Linked DNA regions of Mus musculus: regions 2 and 3 are each linked to region 1. A link is a loop called in an ENCODE intact Hi-C map of the cell type or tissue named here. Cell type or tissue: left cerebral cortex. All regions are shown on one strand.

The links. Hi-C counts contacts between places; a loop is a spot of excess contacts. Peaks named below come from ENCODE experiments on the same cell type or tissue, not always from the same donor. Only the 100,000 strongest peaks of a DNase experiment are listed, where the experiment ranks them.
Region 2: a loop joins it to region 1, with 2.2 times the contacts of the local background. A loop is called at or near these places in 6 of 42 quality-filtered maps.
Region 3: it touches region 1 in a loop (2.2-fold over the local background); 2 of 42 quality-filtered maps call a loop at or near these places.

What each region holds. Positions count from the first base shown.
Region 1 is chr1:156,990,536-156,998,535 of GRCm38, forward strand. No RefSeq gene overlaps it. Among named protein-coding and RNA genes, the nearest start is that of Gm39685, 4.8 kb to the left of the region's middle. In left cerebral cortex, no CTCF peak of the experiment used is centred here; DNase peaks (open chromatin) are centred at 2,213, 2,686, 4,723, 4,898 and 4 more places.
Region 2 is chr1:157,072,904-157,080,903 of GRCm38, forward strand. The region is part of intron 1 of Gm30568 (a long non-coding RNA gene); the gene reads right to left. Among named protein-coding and RNA genes, the nearest start is that of Gm30568, 4.7 kb to the right of the region's middle. In left cerebral cortex, CTCF peaks have their summits at 1,383 (motif pointing left), 3,554 (motif pointing left), 4,361 (motif pointing left) and 6,611 (motif pointing left); DNase peaks (open chromatin) are centred at 2,268, 3,550, 4,339 and 6,699; H3K4me3 peaks cover 198 bases.
Region 3 is chr1:156,912,719-156,920,718 of GRCm38, forward strand. All of the region lies in intron 1 of Ralgps2 (Ral GEF with PH domain and SH3 binding motif 2), which reads right to left. Among named protein-coding and RNA genes, the nearest start is that of 4930439D14Rik, 22 kb to the right of the region's middle. In left cerebral cortex, a CTCF peak has its summit at 4,927; DNase peaks (open chromatin) are centred at 4,949, 6,328 and 7,818.

The sequences.
Region 1 (8,000 bases):
CATTTCTAAGCATCTAGGTTGAGTACATGCATTCATATCATAGATGATTCTTAGTAAAACATTTTAAACACAGATAACAGCTTATTGATCACATAGTTATCATTTCCAGAGACATAAGGCATATGCCTGCACACTGAAGCAGCCTGCGTCTGTCTAACATGTTAACAATAACGACTCAGCAAGTTAAAGCCTCACACCAGGGACACTGACACAGCTTGTTCTTAACAAGCATGTGACTTCTTGTCCTCTGTTTATGATTTCCCTCTGAAAGCCACAAGTAATGATGAAAGAGGGGTTGGAGACAGAGCACTTGTGAGCACATGCGAGTGTATACATAGACACACACACACACACACACACACACACACACACACACACACACACGAGACAGGGTCGGGGTGCAGGTGGAGGATCAGCCATATGGCAAGCAAATAAAACTTGCTTGCCTCAGTAGCAGAGGAGAGACGATCCCAGCCAGACATGTCTCAGCTAGGTACTCCTCAGACAGTAAGCGATAAAGCCTCGTGATATATGGGATGACCCAGAGCCTTTAGAGAAGACATCCTACGGATTATTCTCTTGGCTTTGGATGGGGTCAGGAACTTATGGGCTAAAGTGGGGTCATAACAGTACTAAGGTAAAAGAGTAAATCAATCTTTCTTTGGAACAAGTTAAACACACATGCCTTCAGATCCCTGCAGATAACTTGGAGCACACTGCTTCCTGTTGACAAGAACTGTGTCTTAACTATCACAGATCTCCACCCGTGTGACGCTCGTGTCATTTGTACAGCTGGACTGGTTACACCTGTTTCAACTGTTGGACGATTAGTCATCGGTTCAGAGGTTGCTAAAGCAGCTTTCCTGAGCAATGTATCCTGCATCCATCTTAAAACCCCATAGCAGAAACCAGCAAAAGCAACACATCTATTGTATGTTGTCCCATGAGGATGAAATAAAAAACCAATTTGAAATAGAGGTGAGACTATTCAGTAGGCCTGGGGAGACTGAACATTCATTCACACTTCACACTAGGGAGACCTTTTTTTTTTTTTTTAGCTTTTTCAAAAAGAGTTGTTTATTTATTTATTTTATGTATATGAGTACACTGCAGCTGTCTTCAGACACACCAGAAGAGGGCATTGGATCCCATTACAGGTGGTTGTGAGCCACCATGTGGTTGCTGGGAACTAAAATCAGGTCCTCTGGAAGTGCTTTTAATCACTAAGCAATCCCTCCACCCTAAGAGACCATTCTTAAGGAATGGGCTGAGTATATATATTTTTTTAGAAGAAAAAAAAAGAGGGAGGGAGGGAGGGGTAAAGGGAGGGAAGAAAGGAGGGAGGGGATGAAGGAGGGAGGGAGGGAAAGAAGCAAAGGGGGAAGGGATGGAAGGAAGGTGTATGGAGAGGCGGGAAAGGGGGTCAGTAGAAGACCAGGAGCAGTCAGGTGGGTGTTGGTTTAGAAGAGTGGGTGAGGGGAAAGAGGGGCGGGGGCAGGGAGGTGAGAGATGGGGAAAGGAGGGAGTGAACAGAGAAGAAGGAAGAAAGGAAGAGAGAAAAGGGAAGAGGAGCTGACGTGATGGGGCTGTGGGGTGGCTTGGTGGGTAATGTGCTTGCCTCAGAAGCATGAAGATCTGCGTTGAATCCTCAGAGGCCCCATAACCTGGGTACAGTAGACACTTGAGCTATGGGAGGAGACCGGAAGCTTTTGGGCCAACTAGGCTGGACTAGACAATAAACAGCCAAAGAGACCCTCTCTCAAACAGGCCGGAAAGTGAAGGTTTATACTTGAGGCTGCCCTTTGACCTCTTTGTGAATACCATGGAGCTTTATATAACCTCTCCCCTGCCCTGCTCCGCCCCCAAACACATTTACACACACACACAAACAAACAAAAAAAAATGGAAAGAAAGAAGGGACATAGGGGAGAGAGAAAGGAAGGAAGACGGGTGTCAGACAGGCTGAACAGGTAAACAGTATTTTCTTAGGGTATGCATGTCTCATGCAGTGCCTGACACAACTTTTACTACAGAATCATTTGCCATTCCTTCAAGATTCTAATTTAAGTGAAGGTCAAGTATGCTACTTGGCAGCCATTGAATAGTGACTGTTAATCTGTGTGTGTGTGTGTGTGTGTGTGTGTGTGTGTGTGTGAGAGAGAGAGAGAGAGAGAGAACTCTTTTGGAAAACAGATGTCTCGAGGAAACCAGGCCACGGCTTCACCAGCAAAGCACTTGCTAATTATGCTGCACAATGTGTCAGACTTATATATCTGAACAATATTAACAAGCTAGCTATGAGAAGGGAGCAGGGTTACTCTGCTTTGAAAACTATCCACTTCATTGATCTACTTGGTAGCTGTTAGAATACACTAAAATTGGATAGTGCTGATTCTGGAAGTCAGGGACATAGAAACATCTGTTGGTCCCCCATGTCCAATCCCCCTCTTGTTCTCTCTCTGTACAAAGGCTTGATGCCCCGCTATCATCTGTTTTAGTAATCACAAAAGATTTACATGAGTGGATTCCCCTGAACCACCCAGTTTCTGCCTAGTACTTATTCATCTAGATTTAAAGAGATAATAGACCCTGCCAAAGACAAAACAGACCCCAAAAGAGAAAGCAGACTTAATGCATCCTTCATACTATCTCTTCACCATCACCTATCTGATTCCAGTTTGTCCAAAGTGGTAATAGCCTAGTTCAAAAACCAGGCACAGAGGGCTGGGACCACGACTCACTCAGTGGGAAAGGAAGCTCGCTGCTGAGTCATCAGAACCCACATCATAGAAGCAGGGGAAAAATATTCTGATTTCCATGGGTATGTCATGGCACACATAGCAATATACAAACATACATAGACACAGATTGAGGAGGGGCAGACATGGCACGAGGGCAAAAAAAAAGTAAAAAAGCATACAAATAAAAAGTCTCAAAGAGTCAAAACATTAACATAAGGCCAAGAGAAGATAAAAAGTAGGGGTAAGGGGCTATAAATGAAACTAGTGATGGACACCACACACATGCACATATACATGTGCAGGCACACACACATGAACACGTGTACAAGCACACACACTCACATGTGTTCATGCACATATGCACACACATTTATACACACATTCCCACACACATACATGCACACACTTACATGCACACATATTCATACACACTCATATCCATTCACACATGTGCATGTACACACACATATGCACATGCATGCACGCTGGGAACAGAAGGGAGCAGCTCTGACCTGTGCTTGCAGTGGAAGGAGAAGAGAAAGAGAGAGACAAGGAGGAAACAGGCAGAAGGATGCAGACTGTGTGGACTGGCTGCTATTCGAAGTGTGTTCAGTTGGAAGTACATTTAACTTAACCATTCTAGAGGAGGAACCCCAGGCCTGTCAACAGACAGAGCAGAAGACTATATTTTGACACCATTTAGACAAGTGCTTCCTAAGAATGAGTGCTAACCACAGGTAAGATGGGCTGTTGGGGGCCTGAGTACCAGAGGCTTTCTACGGAGATCTCTGGCCAGGCCTGGTGTGAGGGTTCCGGTGAAGGGAAGCGAGTGTGGGCAGGGAGCCTTTGTCTCTGCCATGCCTTCCAGGTCACTCGGTAACTCCAACTCCGCCCGCTCTGCACTGAGTCGGGTGGGGCTGGGCTGAGAGGCCGAGTAGGCAGTGAAGAGTGTGGCGGGACCTCAGGCGGTGCTACGGGAGAGCAGATCTCTTTCCAAGTGTTACAAACAGCTCTTAGGACAAAAGACTCAGATGAAGGAGTAGTTCTCACGCACCTTTAATTCCCTGGATGGATTTATATACAGTTTTGGGGGTGATTCAGGGTTTGACAGCAGGTACCTCTCATTGGCTTGGACTGAGAGTTTGGGGGAAACCTTATTTGCATGCGGGAAGGCTTGGTGCTGCTCCTACATGACACACCTCTCTTGTGGGGGTGGAGGGCTGTGGGGACGGTAACTTCAACAGGAGCTAGGGGCCCAGGAGACATGTAGGTGAAAATCACCACCCATGGGGTCACCGGAGTTCCAGACCTTTGCTCAATTGGAGACCAGGTTGTGTGCAGCCCACCACCTATCACTATCTATCACTGGGGGCTGCTGGCCCATGTTGAGAACTCATGTTTAGGGGATTATAGGCCTAGATGTGCTATGTTTTACACCTGAAGTGCTAGTTGAGACCCATCAGTTTTATTAATTGTTATATCTTCAGTGTTTGACCCACTTAGCAAATCTACAGGACTGGCTTTGTGAAGGAGAGGGTACTGTTGGCCTACCGTTCTAGAGGGCAATAGTTAGGGCAATAAAAATATACAGGTGGAAGTCACTAGCATATTGGTGGTAAAACAGATGGGAAAGAGGCTTATTTCAGGTGAAAGACAAGGAGACAAAAGCTATTATTTAGGGCCCTTGTTCTTCTAATTAGGTTCGCCTCTGAAGCCATGCATTTCCATGCCCCACCCTGGATCTTATGAATCTAAATGGTAGAGGCTAGGGAGACCCCAAGGAACTGCACTAAAATGACCCAAGTGGGATTCTTTTCTCAAAGTTTATATCCACTGAAACAGGAATTTGTGTCAGGCAAAGACAAGAACGTGAACAAGGCAAACACATGGTTGGTGCTGTAGGCTGGTGACTGATGTTGGTCAGAGCCGGCATCTGAATCAGTCAATGTTTCCTGGAATATAAGATGCAAGAACAATGACGTTCTTGAAACCAGTGTGATTCCCAAACAACAAAAGTGAATTAAAGAACTCTGGTAGGATGAGTCACAGCCTTGGTGCTTGTCCCCGATTGGGACTTTCATCAATGACCTTGAGTCAACCCTGTGTCCAAGGATGTAGCTTGTGAAAAAGGTATGCCTCGTGGGTTATTCTGGGATTTCTTGGTAGAACATCCTCTCTGATTCACTGCAGTAGGATGGAGGTAGGAGTTTAGCATTCATGGCTGGCTCAGAAGTTAGGCGAGGTAAAAGACTATGACTCAGTTAACAGAGTGGAAAATTGTTGTTAGGCATCCCATGGCTGGCTTAGCCTTTGTCTGCCAGGAGCAAGAAATCTCTGTGCCCATTGCTGCAGTTACGGTAAGGATATAAGCCAGAATCTAAATGCCCTGGGAGATAAGAGGGTATCAGCAAGCTATGGGCCCCTTATCCTAATCTTGCCTGTCCAAACATTGAACACAGAATTTTACAGATGTGAGAGTTGCCCAGAAGGTCTAGGGTACAGCCTCAGGAGTAGCAAGAGGAACTGGGAGGCCAACTTGCAGTTTCATTAGAGAGAAGCTAGGTACCAGCTAAAAGAAACCCCACTCCTACCCCAGTCCAAGAAGAACAACTGGCCTGACATAGACTGAGAAGCAAGGAGTAAAGCTGAACCAGTTACAACTTCATTGACAACGCACCCAGATGTGCTCCATGGCAAACCCTGTGCAATGCTCTGAGGTTTTTGGTTTTTTTTTTTTTTTTTTGTTTTGTTTTTGTTGTTGTTGGTGGTGGTTTTGAGACAGGGTTTCTCTGTGTAGCCTTGGCTGTCCTGGAACTCACTTTGTAGACCAGGCTGGGCTCGAACTCAGAAATCTGCCTGCCTCTGCCTCCCGAGTGCTGGGATTAAAGTCATACGCCACCACGCCTGGCTCTGAGTTTTTAAATTCATGACTACTTTGTAAGGGAGGGACCTTTTGTAACATGTGACCGTTCTGCTTAAACAATTCCATCTTTCAGTCAACATTAATTTGAAAGTGACTTCCACAGGACCTGCTGCTGCTAACTTTTGAAAATGGTGCCATTTCTTGACACGGTGCAATGGTGTAGAAAAGTGAAGGCCACAGAGTTGCCATAATTTTCTTTTTTTTGATGCAGGGTTGGCTTCCAACTCTTGGTAATCCTCCCAGTTTGGGCTTCTGAGTGCTGAGATGTTAGGAATGAGCCTGCATACCCAGCTGTGCTTATATATATATATATATATATATATAAATATATGGGGGGGCCATTTTGGAATAAAGCTGTCCATGACTTACTCCAGCATTGAACAACTGGGCCTCCTGCGACTGTATGTGGCTGGAGTAGCAAGCATGTATCCTTCCTCTTTCTCCTCCCAAGGGAGCAAGCGTAGTAAATTATAGCTGAAGTGTGTAACTTCTACTTCCCTCTAGGAGGGCGGGGTAAGCCTGGGGGAGTGTCGACATTTGCATTCACAACAGCTATTTTCTACCCTGTGGGTCAGCAACTGAAAGTTGTTTTTGCCTTCACAGGAAAAAAGAGAGAGAGAAAGAAAGAGGGGGTGGGCAGAAAGGGGGCTTATGTACATAGTTATGAATGTGTGGAGCTCCTTGTAAATGTTTCTAAGATCACAGAGATGTAAAGCTGTCTCCTCCAGACAAGCAGGCTAACGGCTTAAGTGTCCGTGAAATTTTAGATCTGTGATCATACAGATGACCAAGAAGCTACTTTCTATAAAACACAGTCCCTAGTGGGGTGGGATGAGAGAAACTGCTTGTAATGGGATATATTAAACCATCTTCGCAGACAAGATCCAAACAAGCTAAGAGCAACGGTAAAGCGGGATGCAACTGTGGAGGTAGTTAGGCTTCACGTCTGTGTGCACGCCGGTAGCCAAGAGATTTACCCAGCTCCCGTGTGGGCGCATCTGTCCCTCCTTTAAATCCGATTTCTCACCATCTGCTCCTTTACTCCAGCCTTGGCTGTAAATAAAAAAGCGATGCACAGCAATGTGTTGTGTTGCCAGGCAGCAATCTGTGGATCTCCAAAAGTCAATTCTGAGATGAAAGTCTGGGGGCTTCATTAGTTTCCCTGACAATAGAAAGTGTGGGAGAGTTGACAGTGATTTTAGAAACTGGATTTCCAACTGCCCTTGGTAAACATGGAGTGCTTAATTGTCTGGTTTTTAAGAATCCTGTAAGCAACCCTGAAACGAGTTGGGAGGATTCAGCATTCAGAGAAGGGTTTCCCTTGCCCTGAAGAACAGTGAGGACCTTGTGAGACCCCCGTCCCCACAGCCACAGTGAACAAGTCAAGGAGAACCCGAGGAACAGCTGTGGCGCCCTGGGACCTTGATGCTTCCAAGTTTGCAGCAGGGAGGGAGGGGGGGAGTGAAGGACAGAGGAGTCAGGCATGACTTGAAGACTGGTATCTAGGAAATAAGTTTGTGGCCCTGAGAATGTGCCAGAAGAGCCAACCATCTGGCAGCTGTGGGGAGGGATCAGCTGACCTCTGACCTCCAGCTGGGGCCTTAACAACTATATAAAATTTATAACACACCCTTCCTGAGGGAAACCTGGTATACCACACGTCTTCAAATGAATCCAGCTAGTTCTTTTCGGTCTCATGGGTAAAGTGTAAAAAGGAGAAAAAAAAAATTTTTTTTTTTAAATCATGTTTAAAGAGGTCACTCACTGCTATGGCAGAGAAGACCACACCCACTCTGCTAGGCAACAACAGGGAAAGCAAACTCCATGTCGCCACCAGGTCTCAGTCCAGACAGCAGCAGGAGCGGGTAGAATTCACTCCCAGGGTGCACGGTGATCACTGTGAGTCATTGTTCATTCACAGCTCCCTTCCCATTGTAAGGAGGGACTTGCCAATTTGGAGCCCTGTGGTAAGCCAGCAAGCTCTTGGCAATTGCAGCTGGGGCCTGAGGTCGTGTAAAGATTGTTAGTCAAATAAGTAAATGCCCGGAGGGTGATGGGGGGGGGGGCATCACGCTTCTTGCTGTCTGGAGGAAATTACAATTCAGACAATAGACTGTGTTGCTAGACTGTGTGGTCCAAGAGCTGGTGCAAACGCAGAGCTTTGAGTAGACATAGATATTGAATTAGTGTAAAGGTAAATACATGTGTATGTGGTTACACACACACACAAATTCATAGATAGATAGATACATACATACATACATACATACATACATACATACATACATAGATAGATATAGATACATATGTAGGTGGGTATACACACACATACATTT
Region 2 (8,000 bases), 82 kb after region 1:
TTTTTAAAAAAAAAGATGAATTTTCAGTTTTTATTTCTATGGGTATGAGTGTTTTGCCTGCGTGTTAAGTATTCGGAATAAATGTCTGGAGACCAGAAGAGGGAGTCAGACCTCCTAAGACTGGGATTACAGGCAGTTTTGAACCACCATGCGGATGTTAGGGACCAAATCCTGATCTTCCACAAGAGCAGCAAGTCCCCTTACCCACTGCCATCTCTCCGGCCCCAGTTTCTAGGATGCTGTTTAGAACTGTTCCACCGTGGTCAAGGCCTATGGCTGTTTTGGAAAGCATTGTCCAGGAAACAAGTTGCCTCGGATTTTTCTACACAGCACAGGCTCTCGCTCTCGTTCCCCACTTTCTCTTGCAGACTTGGCTCAGAGCTTCTCCCTTGCTCATCTGCCACCGTCATGAGAGGGCACGACAGAGTGGGCATGTTTGAGTTCTCTGTCTCTGTCTCTACAATACCAACCTGAGATTCTTTCTCCATGATTTAGAAAATAAATTCTGAGGTGCCCTGTGGCTGTCCTTAGTTGCTTGTCTATCCTGCATTCTAGACCACAAGACAGAACGGCGCTGTTTATGCTCATGACTGTGGAGTTTATTCTTTGGTGAAGGGTACGAATGGTAAGCAGCTTAAACAGCTTCAGAAGGGATGCAGGCGGGGTGGGGACACAGCAGTTCTTGGGTGTCCTGGTCTTTTCTTTTCTCTCTGTGCTGGGATTAAACTGAGGGCTTGGCCCATGTCAAACAAATGCTCTGTCACTGAGCTACACCCCAGCCCTGCCCTGGCTTTTCAGCTTTGAAGGTTATGATGGACCAGCGAGGGTGTGGACCGTGAGTCACTGCAGTTAGACAGGCTCTTCCACTGTTTACACATTTACCCACCATCATGCTTGATGTCCCAGATACCCAGGACACCCAGGTGAAGGACAGCACAGTTAGTGTGACACTGTGACTTGGAGCCAGTCTGCCAGCCTTTGTCCTCGTTTGGTTCTCTGTTGTTATGATAAAACACAGACCTAAGCCAACTTGTGGAGCACAATGTTTATTTGGCTAACACGTCCCTGTCACAGTCCATCACCAAGAGAAATCAGGGCAGAACCAGAGGCAGGAACTGAAGCAGAAGTCATGGAAGAATGCTGCCCGTTGCCTTGTTCCCCATGGCTTCCTCGGCCTGCTTTATTATACAACCCAGGACCACCTGTTCAGGGAGGGGCACCACCCCGAGAGGGGCTGGGCTACCCCACATCAATCATTAATCAAGAAAATGCCTGGGCTGGAGAGATGGCACAGCAGTTAAGAACACTTCCAGAGGTCCTGAGTTCAAATCCCAGCAACCACATGGTGGCTCACAACCATTTGTAATGGGATCTGATGCCCTCTTCTGGTGTGTCTGAAGACAGCTGCAATGTACTCATAAATTAAATAAAATAAATCTTTAAAGAAAAGAAAAGAAAAGAAAAGAGAAAAGAAAATGCCCCCACAGGCTTGCCTACAGACTAATCTGATGGAGGTGACAAATAGAAGCATCCTTTGGCCTGGCCTTCATCTGCAGACAAGAACTCTGGGATAGTTGTGGGAACTAAAGCATTGGGTATGTGGCTGGCACCTAGCAGTATGTCAGTGCAGGGAGGTGTGGTCCTGTGGTGGGGCCTGAGGAGACCGTGGCCTGGGAGGGAGCCAGGAAACATATTCTCTGTAGTTTCTGCAGCCTTAGCAAGCTGAGCGCCCTTAAACCAGAGACAGCCGTGCGCTCTCGCTCGTTCTCTCTCTCTCTCTCTCTCTCTCTCTCTCTCTCTCTCTCTCCTGAAGCCCCAACACCTAATTTAACTTTAAAACCAATTTTGGGGTATGATTGAACTGTACCTCGCCTGTGTGACCAGGGGTCTCTAGACACAGTGAGAACTTGGGCGTGGCCCCTCCCCACCCCCAACCCCCTCCCCTCCACCTCCCACCCCCACCCCCTTGCTTTCGATGTACTCAGAGAACCCCGGTCCTCGAGGAGCTGCATGGACGGTCATCTTTTGTTTGGATTTGACTCTGTGCGACTGGGCAGCTTGTGTCCAGGGAGATGAAATCAGAGGAGACTTAGCGCAAGGCTGCCCTGTATTTGCGGGGAAGGTGAAGAGACCGGTTTGCATTTCTCACTTCTCCCTCAAAGCGTGAAAACAACAGGCCAGGCTGGCCTGGTTGCTGCATTCTGTCTCCAGATTGTTAATGCCTTGCAAAGATTCCCTCCTGTACAGTGCATCCCGTCCCCAGGGTGGGGGAGGACAGCCACCCGGAGGGAGGTGCTGGTGACTCATTTCCCCAGAGATCACTCCTTGTGCTAGCAGGGCCATGATACCACATTGCTTTCATCATGCAAAAAATAAAACCCCCAGACTGGAAGTCTTGGCTCATCAGCCAACCTTCTATTCTATAAGGAAGAGCACGCTGCGAGAGAAAAGTACCCAGACAAGTGACTGTAAACTTTTACCCATAGATAAAGATATTGAGGCATTTTCTAATTAAAAAAAAAAAAAATCGCAGGCTGGAGGGATGGCTCAGTGGTTAAGAGCAGTGGCTACTTTCTCAGAGGTCCTGAGTTCAATTCCCAGCAACCACATGGTGGCTCACAGCCATCTATATTGGGATCCAAAGCCCTCATCTGGTTGTCTAAAGACAGTGACAGTGTACTCACATACATTAAATAAATCAATCTTTATTAGTCAAGGCCTGAGGCTGTAGCTGACTGTAGCTTATCCAGCATGTAGAAGACCCTAGCTTCCATCACCGCTACCCAACGGGGTTGGGGTGGAGGAATCTATTCTGATTCCTCAAAAGGTATGCTGAATAAAGAAATAGTGATTGACAGCCCTGAGGTCTGGGATTTCTGAGGCTCAGAGAACTGGAGGAGACACCTCTGGCTCAGAGCAAAACTGCGCTTAAGAAAAAGAATTGAAGTCCCAGGACACAGGTTCTGAGAATGGGAGGGAGCGGGGATTTCCTTACAGCAGGATTTGTCTGGTGTTGGAGGTCTCAACACTAATAAGGATACTGTTTTCTGACGGGCTCACTCACTTGACCAGAGAGGCCAAGCAGGGGAGGAGGGGGAAGAGGGCGAGGAGGAGGAGGAGGAAGGGGAGGAGGGGGAGGAGGGGGAGGAGGGGAAACTGCCAGGGCTCAGGAAGGGGACAAAAAGGCTATAAATGGATCCAGAAGCGTCAGAACCCAGAGATGGTGCTCTGGAAGTAAGCGGTATACAGCCAAGAGATCAAAGCAAAAGTTGACCCTAAGGTCTAGCTTTGACTACAGATCCACTGTGTCATCTCACCCCATCACCCTCCTGAACCCACTTCTGGTCCATCTGAGGCCTGGGAAAACTAATGGTCTCCGTGACTGTTCTGTGAGACTCAAATCCAAGGGGGGGGGGGGGGGCGGAGACAGCTCTTCACTTGCCTACGACCCCAAACGCCTGTCTAGTGCTCGATTTAACTCACTGGCCCAGCCTAGCTAAAATCAATTCTGTAATCCCAGGACAGAGCGCAGGGGCCTGCGCCACCTCGTGGGCGATATCGGAACTGCATGCATGCCTTGATCCTGGCATTCTCCCAGGGCATACTTCAGGACACAACACATTAGAATAGTGGCCCAGAGCCGGGCGTGGTGGCGCACGCCTTTAATCCCAGCACTCAGGAGGCAGAGGCAGGTGGATTTCTGAGTTCGAGGCCAGCCTGGTCTACAGAGTGAGTTCCAGGATCAGCCAGGACTATACAGAGAAATCCTGTCTAGAAAAACCAAAAAAAAAGTGGCCCAGAACACACAGCACTATCATTCCTCTGGTTCTTATGCTAGGAATAAACCAATGTTATTCCTGAAACGCCTTCCCCTTGCCTCCAGGGAAAAGAAACGGCAGTGGCGGTAATGCCAATAGTACAGCTAGTGACACTTATGTCAATGGACTTCAAATTCTCACTACTTCCCATGTCCTAGGCCAGTTCACTGGCAGCCCAGGGTAGAGTTGGACGTCTTCAGGACTATTACTATTACTACATGGAAGCTTGCGGCTCTGGGTTAAACATTACACACAGGCAGCGATTAGTCTCCAAGCCGTCCTTGCCCTTTACTCTAGTCCTGGATGCCCATTGAGTGGAAGCGACTCATCCACACCTGCCTCCTGCAAGGGTGGCCATGCCAAGGGCTCCTGGCTTTTCTTTTTCAGCCTTCAAGAAGAGAAGGGTTATTCTACGTTGCTAACTTTGCCTACCTACGGGAACAGTGAAAAGAAGGGAATCCTCTCCTAGGCGGAGGATGCTGCCAGCTGGCACCGGAACTCAGGCAGCCACAAGTGCATCTCTGCAACACCCCAGTGTGCTGCAGCGCCACCTGGCGGCCAGAGTGGCACTCAGCGAGGAGAGCCGGCCTAGATCGCCACTCCACCTGGTATCCAGTTCTGCAGTGGGTGGGAGCCTCGGGAAGACTCATTCTGCTGTTTCAGAGGTTTGGGCCCTCAGAGGTGGGGCTGCGTCCTGAGGCCGTGGTAAAGCAGCATGGCATCTCATGGCAAAAGCTGGGGACCTTGGGTCTCCTTAAGAGTACACCCCAGTGATCCAAGCTCTTCCCCCAACCTCTGACCTCTCACGTGCTCATGCATACACGTGCAAACAAATGAACACATACAACGCGTGCGCGTGCGCGCGCGCGCACACATACACACACACACACACACACACACACGCGCGCGCGCGCGCGCGCGAAAGTCGTAGAGTCAGGTGAGGTTCGAATCGGAAGAATGGAAATTGCTGGTGAATTTGGGTGTGTAAATAAGGGAAGAAGAATCAAAGGACGGGTGGGATAGATTGTCCTGAGTGTTTTGAGTAGAACAAGCTGACACCCACTGTTAGCCGAATAAAATTCAAAACCCTTTGCACAGTTTTTAAGTCTTTAAATTTCAAAGCATTTCTATGAGCTAAGTATTATTGTCCCCATTCTACAGGTGAGGAAACTGAGGCACAGAAAGTTTGTATGAAGTCACACAGCTATCAACTGGAGAGATTACAAGAGAGTACTGCTACGTCAGGCTCCCTCTTTTGAAAAAATGCCAAACTACAATTATTTAATTATTTGTTTTATTGACTTATTTATTCATTTAGGTGTGCGGTGGCATGGCTGTATAGGTCAGAGGATAACTTTTCAGAGGTGGTACTCTTCTCCTACCATGGAGGTCCTGGGAGTTCAAACTCAAGCTTTTAGCTTTGGCAGCAAGCACCTTGACCCACTGAACCATCTCACCCACCCGGTTCTCTCTCTTGGTAAAAGAGGGGAGTTATTATCTGAGACAGAACTGTCAGGGAGGATGGGAAATGAATGGGTTTCACTGCCAGGAAAGAGGAGTGACACCTTCCAGTCTGAGTGTGTTCAGAGATGCCTTGTAAATATCCTTGTGGAGAGCGACCCTTTAGTGGGGATGTAGAGGGGATGCCAGGCCTAGAACAATGGCATGGAGGCAAATCTTAGGCATCCTGTCAGTTCTCCGGGAGTTGGGATGAGGTAATGCTTAGGAAATGTTCTCCTCAGAGGACCCCAGGAAGACACTACTCTTGTTCCACAAATGTCTCATGGGTATACAGACTTAAGAGCATTCACACGCCCCTGCCCCACCCCACTCTGGAGACTGCATCAGTCAGGAAGGAAGCCTCCATCACCAGCCACATAATACACTTCTCAACCTTTGATGCAGGACCTCCACAAGTCAAGAACTGAGTCTCCCTGGAGGGTTAAGAATCAAGACATTTGCCGTACGCGTGCAGAGCACAGCCTCTCGGCCGGCTACCCCGCAAGTGTTATTTTTGCAGTTTTATGGTTGTTTTTGCCCCGTGAGGGTCAGAAAGATGAACTCAGAGCCTTGAACCTCTTTTCTCACCTGTGAGGTGTTGCCTCTCTCCGGATATTCTCCAGGTGTGAAGACAAGACTTGCACATCCCGGTTTCCGCTACCCACATGGCTTCTCTAGCACATGGGGACCCTTTCCCTGGGGCTGCGTGGCTTCCGGCTGTCTTTCTGTTTGGGAGAGAACTGAACTGGATCCCCTGGAAGAGCAGTGTTCACTCTTAACTGCTGAGCCATCTCTCTAGCCACTGTGTTTGAAAGAACCCTTGCAAGGGAGTCCTGAAGGTCAGTCCCTTCTCCCTTTCCTCGCACAGTTGCAGACGTCCTATCCTGTACAATCCAAGTGGGGATATGCACCATAAAGGTCATGGGGAAGACCCGTTTTCAGCACTAGCAACAAGCCCCTGGCAGCATTCTGTGTCCCATCTTAATTATTGCACTTCTGTAACTTAGTCTTGCCCACCTCTCCTGCTGCCAGTCTGTCCTAGGGCCTACGTCTCCCTCACTGAGGTCGCCAGATTTCCCCTGATGATGTCCTGGGAGAGTCTGTATTAGAATGTCCCATTCCTGCTAAGACAGCCTCCTAACCTCAGATCTCATAGCATGGGCTGAACCGGACTCCCCACACAGCCAAACTCATGCTGCTATGTCAGAATAGTGTTGGGCTTCTCCTCTGTTCCTGCAGGAAGGACTCTTGCCCCTTCTCAGTGGCTCCCCGTGAATCACGGCGCCCTCTGCAGGAGGAAGGCTTGAACCACTGTGCCCTCTGCAGGAGGAAGGCTTCTTTCTCACACAGCCTTGGAGCCTCTTTGCAGTGGGTTGCACAAAGGACATGTCTAATTACAGAGATCAGAGCAACAGCCATCATGTACCATAGACAACCCTGTGCTTTCTTTGGCCCTGAATGCAGCTTTGCAAGTCTAGATTCATGCTCCTGGCATTACTGGAATTCCTTTCAACTTCACTACTATCGATCGGCAAAGACTGATTCACAAAGAAGACAGTCTCAGACCCGGAGGCCACAGAGAAGGCTCTGAGCTGCTTCTGGGTGGGGCCTGGAATGCTTGCTGGTGGAAGGGACTGGTTGGGCCAGAATAGAGACACCCAGCATTTCATAAGTTAGGGCGCTAAGGGCCTCTCTACTGCTCTGGGACATAGCATCTTTTCAAGAAGGGAGATAAACAGGAGCTCTCGAGCGTGAAGCAGACAAAGGTGAGGTTTGTCTCTCTGATTACTGCGCTCAGCCACTCACGGGTCAATCTGAGCCTGGGTCAGTGCCGAGTCACAAGCACAGACATCCCACGGGTGCACACACCTTACCATGTCACAGTTAAATATAGTGAGCCACGTTCACACTGCTTGATAAACGGCTGCTGCCCTGAGCTCCAGCCCCCCAACCAATGACAGTTATTATTTCCTGGGCCTTTCCCAGAGCCGCCATGTTTCTCCAATCCTGCAATTAATGATCGCACTTGGCACAGCCAGCCCTTTCAAGTTCTGGTGGGACAGAGTCCATGGGTAAATATTTAAAGCACCTCCTACCTTCAGAGCTCTCAGCAACCCATCCCTGAAGGACAGTCCAGCCCTACCACTCCTCACTGCGACTCTGTGTGTCCATCTTACCTTGTCCTGCCCTCCTCGTATCTGAAATAGTCCCAGTTCTGAGCCCACAGGTCTTAGCCTCCTTACTCTGCCTTTATATAAATCCAATTTGCTTATTCCAGATTTGTTCAACCCTTTTCCATTATAACACAACAGCATCACCAAGTTCATGCTCAGAAAACAGGCCAAAAAAGTCATTTTTTAAAATCACGCCCCCCCCCCCCACCCCAAGAAACCTCAAAGTTTTAGGTAAGTTTACAATTTTGTATCAGGCCTGGTTCCCAGCTGTAGGTGGGATGTGCTTGCAACCTTTCATTGATTAGTGGCTACATCATTGATTATGCAGCAGCAATGATGTCAGGCCACGCCTTGTGGGAAGCTCTTCAAAAAGGCAGATCCAAGGGGACCCCAGTGCTAGGGAGCCACCAGCACCACTGAGCAGATGGGTGGACAGTGGGCAAGCCTGTAGGGGTTGAGGCAGAGGTGGGGTCACACTGAGGCAGAGGGAGCACAGGGTGCAAGGCCT
Region 3 (8,000 bases), 78 kb before region 1:
ACAGTGACTGCTCACCTCTCACCAAAACTACCAGATAGACCCTACAGAGCAGAACGGACTAAAATCAGTGGCTTTCAACGAAGGAAGGCATAAAGAGAAATAGAGTTTAAAACAAAATTAATATTCACTACAGAAGCACCATAGCAAACTCTACTCAAGAGGGAATTCATGGTAAACAAACAGGAAAACAACACACAAAGCACTGTCCAGATGGAGACACCATGTAAGAAGTAAAAATCAGGGTAAACCCTACACGCCCTGAGAGCAGATCCAAAAGAGATGATGAAACAAGGCAAGTGCTCAAGACCCAGGCTGAAGTTTCCAGAACTCAGAAGATGGGAGGGACTCATACTCTGGGCCACCCTTAAGCAGGACAAACAAAAAGAACTGCATTCTTCGTGTACTACTTTAAACCAACAAGTAATTCTTTTAAAAGTGATTTAAAAGGCAAAATACTTCTAACAACAATAAAACCCTGAAGATTTCTCATCACCGGCAATCAGAAAGTAAGGGCTTCAAAGTACCCAGAGAAAACAGCCATCAACTTAGAAACCTAGCCCAGCTAAGGAGCTGGCTCAGCAGTTAGGAGCCCACGCTGCTCTTGCAGAGAGGACTGGTGCCCAGCACCCTCCATGAACAGCGCCCATACCTCCACCTACAGCTGCCACGGTCCATCATCTGCACTCACACACACATACCACTCCCCACTACACACACACATGCACACACAACTACAAACAAACATTTTTGAAGAGAGAGAACGGGGTTGGGGGTCACTGGCAAGAGCGCAGTGGTAGAGCTCTTGCCTTGAGTTTTGTTCTCAGCTGGGGCAGGGGTAGGGGTGGGGGACCACAAAAAAACATTTTCAAGGGATTGGTGCACCACAAAATACTTCAGAGAGTAAAAACACATGAAAAACTATTTCCTGTTTAAGTTTACACCAACTGGAAGAAAACTTCAGAGAAGAAATAATTATTTTAACCATGATTAAGACTACTAATATTTTTGGAGCTTTGCCAAAAGGTTTTAGACGTTCATAATTAACTCCTATTACTAGCCTTTTTGTGAACAATATTCTGCTTTTATAAGGAAAGGCTAAGCAACTGTTTTCATACAAAGTCTGGTCATACATTTTATACATTGGCTACAACAATATAATGTACAACAATGAGGCTAGCATTTATGGGGTACTTTCTACCAGGAGGCCATGCAATTTATCCTTAGTATACCCAATCAACCTCTGAGGGAGTCTATTTTTTTAATTATTTATTTTGTGAAAATATAAATGCACACCTCCCTTTCCTCTCCTTACCCCTCCACACCCTCCTTACTCTCCTCCAAACTGATGGCCTCTTTCTACATTATTTTTACTATATAGATATATGTATACTATACATAAATGCAACCTGTTCAGTCTGTTTAATATAACTTGCATGTATGTTTTCAGGGCTGACCATTTCGTATTAGATAACCAATCTGTCCTTATACCTACAGAGAGGTTTAGTCCTCATCTTGCATCAAGGAAACTTCTCTTTGTAACAAATGGAGACCATTACAGAATACGACAACCAATCAAAATGCAGAGGTTGTGCCCAGTCCCATTGGATACATCTACAACAGAACTCCAGCTCAAGGAACTTGTGGAAGAGGGGGCAGAAAGAGCCAGAGGATCAGGGAGTTGTTTGTGAGATTGTGTGTCCTAGGAAATGTCAGAAGCTACACTCCAAGTCTCACCAATACAAACATAGACATCCTGAGGTGCCGGGGAGAGGGGAACACAGGAGGCCTTGGCTCTACACAAACAATTGCTAAAGGCAACTAAGGAATGAGAGACAGAAACAGAGACACACACACACAGAGGGGGAGGGAGGGAGGGAGGGAGAGAGAGAGAGAGAGAGAGGGAGAGAGAGGGAGAGAAAGAGAGAGAGAGAGAAAGAAACTGGCTTCCCCAGGCAAGAATACAGCAAATGGTTATCCAAAACCATTTTAAAGAGGGCTAACAACTTGACCAAGTTTACAATGTTGAGATGGACAGCCTGAAGAGAAGGAGAAAAAAAGGACAGATGAAGGGGAACCTAAAAGTTTGTTCCTACTCTGATCAAACTTAAAATATGGCTAGGAATGAAAGGAGCAAGAAAAACAAAGAAACTACTGTATTGTGATTCAGTTTCAAGAATCAGGTGATTTCTATAAAAGTAGGACTCTAAGATGATAAAGAGAGACAAGCTGAAGAGTAAAAAGAAATCAAAACCATGATGAAATAGTAGAAACAATACAAACACACAGATTTAAAAGGCATTATTAAGAAAAGATGCGACACAGAAGCCTGGCCTGCCACACATGAAGACTCTCTGATGAGCTCTGGGCAGGCTCGAAGCAGCAGGACTGTACAGGTCTCAACAGTCAAGCAGAGACATGCAGGCTAGCAGAGACAGGAACTGGGAATCACCAACGGTTTCTGTAAGGAAATCATCCTAGGAAGCTGTTAGCTGTCTTTAAGACAAAACTGACATGCAAGTCCTTTCCCATCAATGTTCTTAAACCTCTTCTCTTCAGAGCCCTCCTTTACATGTTTTTTCTACAAACCACGCATGTTCACACTCCACCACGCATGTTCACACTCCACCACACATGTTCACACTCCACCACACATGTTCACACTCTAGCCTTTTGGCTTCAGCCTTCCTCATACATTATCACTCCACCTAACTCAGAATTCTTGGTCACACAGAAAACACAGTCTCTAGCAGATAACATAAAAAAAAGAAAAAAATGTAATCTACCTGAATCTATGAATAATTCACACTGCCCCCCTTGCTTAAGAGTCAAATAAAATGGTAAAAACAGTGTAAAAACAGGGAATACGGAGCTTCAGTTACAGGTCTAACCAAGTATGTTTTACTGGGCAAATTATTTTCTTAGGGAAAAAAGAGATGAGTTTACATATCTAATAAGAACACTACATCTTCGGTATGCTGTATACCTATGCAGTTCTAAACGGCTGCTTTAACGATGATCCATCCATACCTTCAGAGTGCTAACCTCTAATGTTGACAACTGACTTCTAAGTGCCAGCTGAACCTCCCTCAGCTCTAATGCTTGAGGACTAGAAATGGTTCAAATGTCAGAGTTCCTCAAATGTTGGAATATTTATGCAGATGACACCAGTTGAATAACTTTAAAAGTTTCCTACTTTGAAGTGTTTCAAATCTTCTAAGGATACTTAGTATCTATAAATTAACCATGTTATCAGCGTATTCTAATATGTAAAATGTATTCTCAGTTCAAGACTAAAAGGTCGCTCATCCTTGGCATGAAATGTAAAAAGTATAAGCTATACTTAAGTCTAAATCTGAGAGTAGCTAGAATTTCAAACAATGGTGATAGTTCTCATGGACATGAGCACACCCTGAAACTGTGAGAGAGCGAGGTCTGGGCAAACTCCCATTGCTTGAAGCCAAGCATAATGACAGGGTTAGCAAATTCACACACCACCCAAGAAGCAAAAGGGGGAAACGCTGGTAATGTTAAGTGAATCTACTACATGTTTAGAGTGTCATGTCAGAACAACTAAATAAACCACCTTCCAGGAAGCCTTACTCACTCACTAAATGACTGTTTGAGTTAAAACATCTATTTATACTTCATATTTGTTTCTAAATGCTTAAGGCATACATTTAAGAAGCCTGAGAAAGGAGGTTTTCAAAACTAAGTCAGCATATTAAACTAGAAGGGAGGGGATAAAGACAGCAAAAGTGCTTCTTCTACCCTGTAGCCCTCTAGGACCTGAGCTGAAGCACATGGTACTCAGGCAAAACCTTGGAACGCTGGTCCATCGCCAGCATGGGGGCACACTAGTCCAATCACCAGCATGGTGGCACAGTAATTCATTACCAGCATGGGGCACATGCCCATAAATACAACTCCCCGCCCCCATACTTGTAATTTAAAACACCAAAATATTCTTTTAAAGAGTATATAGACTGAGCAGTTTGCATTTGTGTATTTGTATAATTTATATGTAATATTATGTAAATATATATCAATTATTACTAGAAAAAGAAGCCATAAATATGAAAAGATTAAGAAGGGCTATATAGGAGGGAGGAAAAGGAAGGGGAAATAATACAATTATAATCTCAAAAAAATAAAAGAAATAAATTTTAAAAAAGAACTCTAGCCTCTACTATACCAAAACATGCACATAGGTTAACTATAAATAAATGTGCTCTAAACATTGTTTTACTATGTAGCTTTGCTGGGAGTTTATACATTCTGGTCAGACTCTGTACTCAAGACTGGCTCTTAGAAGTCCACTTAACTCACAATACTATGTACTTGAGGGTTTTTTTAAAGCATGCTTATATAATACTAGCAATCAAAGCATGAAAACAACCCAATTGAATCCTAAGTAGATTTACATGTCTAGCAAAGTGTGCTGCTGTGGGGTCATGAGGGAACACACTGGCATGGGAGGAAAGCTGATTACTATCAGCTCTCCTAGGTCTCCAGCTTGCTAACTGTGAATGTGCCTTGGGACTTCTCAGTCGCTCTGACTACAGGGCTAACTCCTTAATGTGTGCACATGTATGCATGTTGTGCATATATGTACAAAATGTATTAAAAGAGCTTTTCATTATCTATAAAAATCTATTAAGATATATACACAATTATTCTAAAGGGATATATATACACATATGTGTGTGTGTGTGTGTGTGTGTGTGTGTGTGTATCTATCTATCTTCTTGGTTGTTTCTGTGGAGAATCCTAGTATGCTATTCTTATAATTTCACTTCTAGTTTGAAACTATTTCCAAATATATAATATAAAAGGAAATTAAATTCTCCTGAACTACAAAACTCTTCACCTTGAAAAATTCAGTTATCTAAGCAAGCTACATGTCTAGTAGAAAGTACAGCTTTACCGATAGGTGGCGATATAGGTCACTTGTTCAGCAAAAGGAACATACAGCCGGAATGTACTCAAGAATGGCTTTTCTGGACTGAGTTACAGATAGACAAGTATTTTTGCCTGAAGCTAAAGGAAAGAATAACAGAGATGAATATTACTGAAAAGGTAGAGGTATTTTAAAGATCTCAACTGGGGTTATATTTCAAATCCCAGATCTTTCCATGTTTTGATGCCCCTTATACCTAGCATGCTTCTCAACCCTTCTCCTGCTCCCATGGAGAATCTTAGCTACGAAACCTTGCTGCAAACTGATGAAATGTGTTAAGATGAAAGGAAGGGAAAGAAAGAAAAGAGAAAAGCTTACCTGCGAACTCCATTTCTCAGATTTACGTGCGAGAGCACCAACCCAATGCTGAGCTCATGTGTGCTCATCTATAATGGGTTAACCAGAGATGGGTGGGTTCTAATTGTACATCTGCTTGCTTATCCTTGGCACTTTCTTCATAGCCAGACCATCTTTCTTATCCTTTCTCATATGCTCAACTGCTGTGAAAATGACAGAGTGGCAGGAGATAAATTGTCTGTTTCTCTGTCTCTGTCTCTGTCTGTCTGTCTCTGTCTGTCTGTCTCTCTCTCTTGATGGCAGTTCATTACAAGAACAAACAATACAGTTAGTAGTATAAACAAAGGCGAAGAGAGGCAAAAATCCTCTTTCTATTAGAACAATGAAAATAGTGTGAATGTAACAGAAAGCAAAATTCAAGAAAGAAATTTGAAGTATGAGGACTGAGTGTGGAGAAGCTGATATAAAGGGTGACTACCGTCTGTCACCCTGGACTTTATTGTGCCCCCAGTATGGATGAGTTCTTATAAATGCACTGCTGACAAGCTTGCAAATCTGACTTAGAAAGTTAAAATATACAGACAAAGAGACTAAGAACACTGTCAGTTGTTCCAACAAATGGATACCTTTATGATAACTTCAAGTATAATAAACCCTTGATACTATGAGGGATCTATCCCAAAACACCTTGAAAGATCCCCACCTTTGAAAATACTATAATGGCACACAAAACATTACGGTATAATTTTCTTTTTAGTCTTACAAACAGTTAATGATTCTAAGAAGTCTGAAATGACACATACTTCTAGATTAATAAATCATACTGGAATGTGCTTTGCTGGGTAATAGACTGGGTTCAAATCTCTGCTCAGCATAAATGATAAATTATTATGTGTTACACCCTCCTGGTCATTCACAGAACCAGGCTTGAAAACCACAAGCCTCAATACAAGAAAGCTAGAGATCTACTCCACTAGTATCTAACCAGCCAAATGAACATGACATTCTCTAGTGCTAAGCATCCCACAAACTAAGGGTGGGTGTTTGTGTCTTGGCAGTACTGGGAGTGAACCTGTATCATCGGGTATGCAAGGCCAGCACTCTACCACTGGGCTAAAGCTTTCCACCAATTTCAGATTATCAAATTGGGTGTGTTGGCACATGCCTATAATCCTAGTATGTAAGAAACAGGGTCGGGAGACAAGAGCTAGTCTTGGCTATATAATAAGCTCAAGTATGAAACCCTATCTCAAAAAAAAAGGAAGGAAAGGAGGAGGGGTAGAAGTGACTGGTTTGCAAAATATATGTGGCTTCTATGGATCCAGATTCAACCAGCTATAAAATATGAGGAAAAATTGCATTGGACATGCATATTTTTAATCATTTCCTAAACAATACACTGTCACTACTTTATATAGCATTTATATTGGGCTAAATATTGTAAATAACCTAGATGTTAGGAAGATCTGCACAGGCTATATGAAAATACTGTAACTTTTTTTCTTGATAGCCTTCCCATGATGCCAGGCTGACCTTGAATTTACAATCTTCTCATCTCTACTTTTTAACCTGAGATTATAGGTCTGCCTATACCATCATGCCCAGCTACTACACTATTTAAAATAGAGTACTTGAAGATCTGCATACTTTGGTAACTAATAATACTTGGGAAGGAACTGCTATGCTTATATAATTTATAGCGTGAGCATGCACGCTCGTGTGCACGCGCGCACACACACACACACACACACACACACACACCTTAATCAGTGGAGGGATTCCTCCTAGAGCTCAGCAGATGGTTCAGTGGGTAAAGGGCTTGTCACACAAGTATGAGGACCTAAGTCCTGATCTCTGACATCCTCACAAAAGCCCTCAGGCATGCTGCTAACACAAGCACTGGAAGGGCAGAGAGAAGCAGATTTCTGGAGTTCACCAGCCAGTCAATGAGTTCCAGGGCAGGGAGAGATCCTGTCTTTAAGAATTAGGGAAGAAAGTGAGGAAGATACCTACCTGGCCTCCACATACTACATAAGCACATGCATGCACTTGCACAAACACACAGACACAAGAGCGCTTGCGCGCGCGCGCACACACGCACGCACGCACACACACACACACACACACACACACACACACACACTCACACACACAGAAGTGTTTATCAGTTAGTCATTAGGAAAATGTAAATTAAGCCTCAATTTGATAGTACTACAAACACATTAGATGGCTGTGGTTTTTGAGATGAAGTTCTAAATTGTCTTTACCGGGCGCTGAGAACCGGCTCTCTGATGATGTCTTACTCCTGAACAACTTCCTGGTCTTGTTATGACCAAGAAAAGACAGTTTACTGCGTAAACAGTGAAGTGTTTTGGACACTGGAATACTGTCCTTTATTGGTTCTAACAGCCCTCTAAGGTAACTACTAACATACAAACAGCAGGGCCTAGGGGAAGAAACTCTCAACAAACAGTCTCTAGAAAGTTCCACTTCTCATCTTCACCTCCCACCAAAGGAAGACTTCTCTGTCACATTTCATTTGCTAGAACTCCTTCAGATTTGTCTGCCAAAGAGAAAATGTCAGGATATTCACAGAAAAGTCTTACATCTTAGATGAGTCTTAGCAAGTAGAATCCATGCAGAGACATGCAGAGTATAAATTTATGCGAAGGGGCCACCCCAGGGTTCCGTCTCAAACCTGGCACAGAAGGCTAAATGGGGTGCCTATTAGCATATCAAGGCAGAC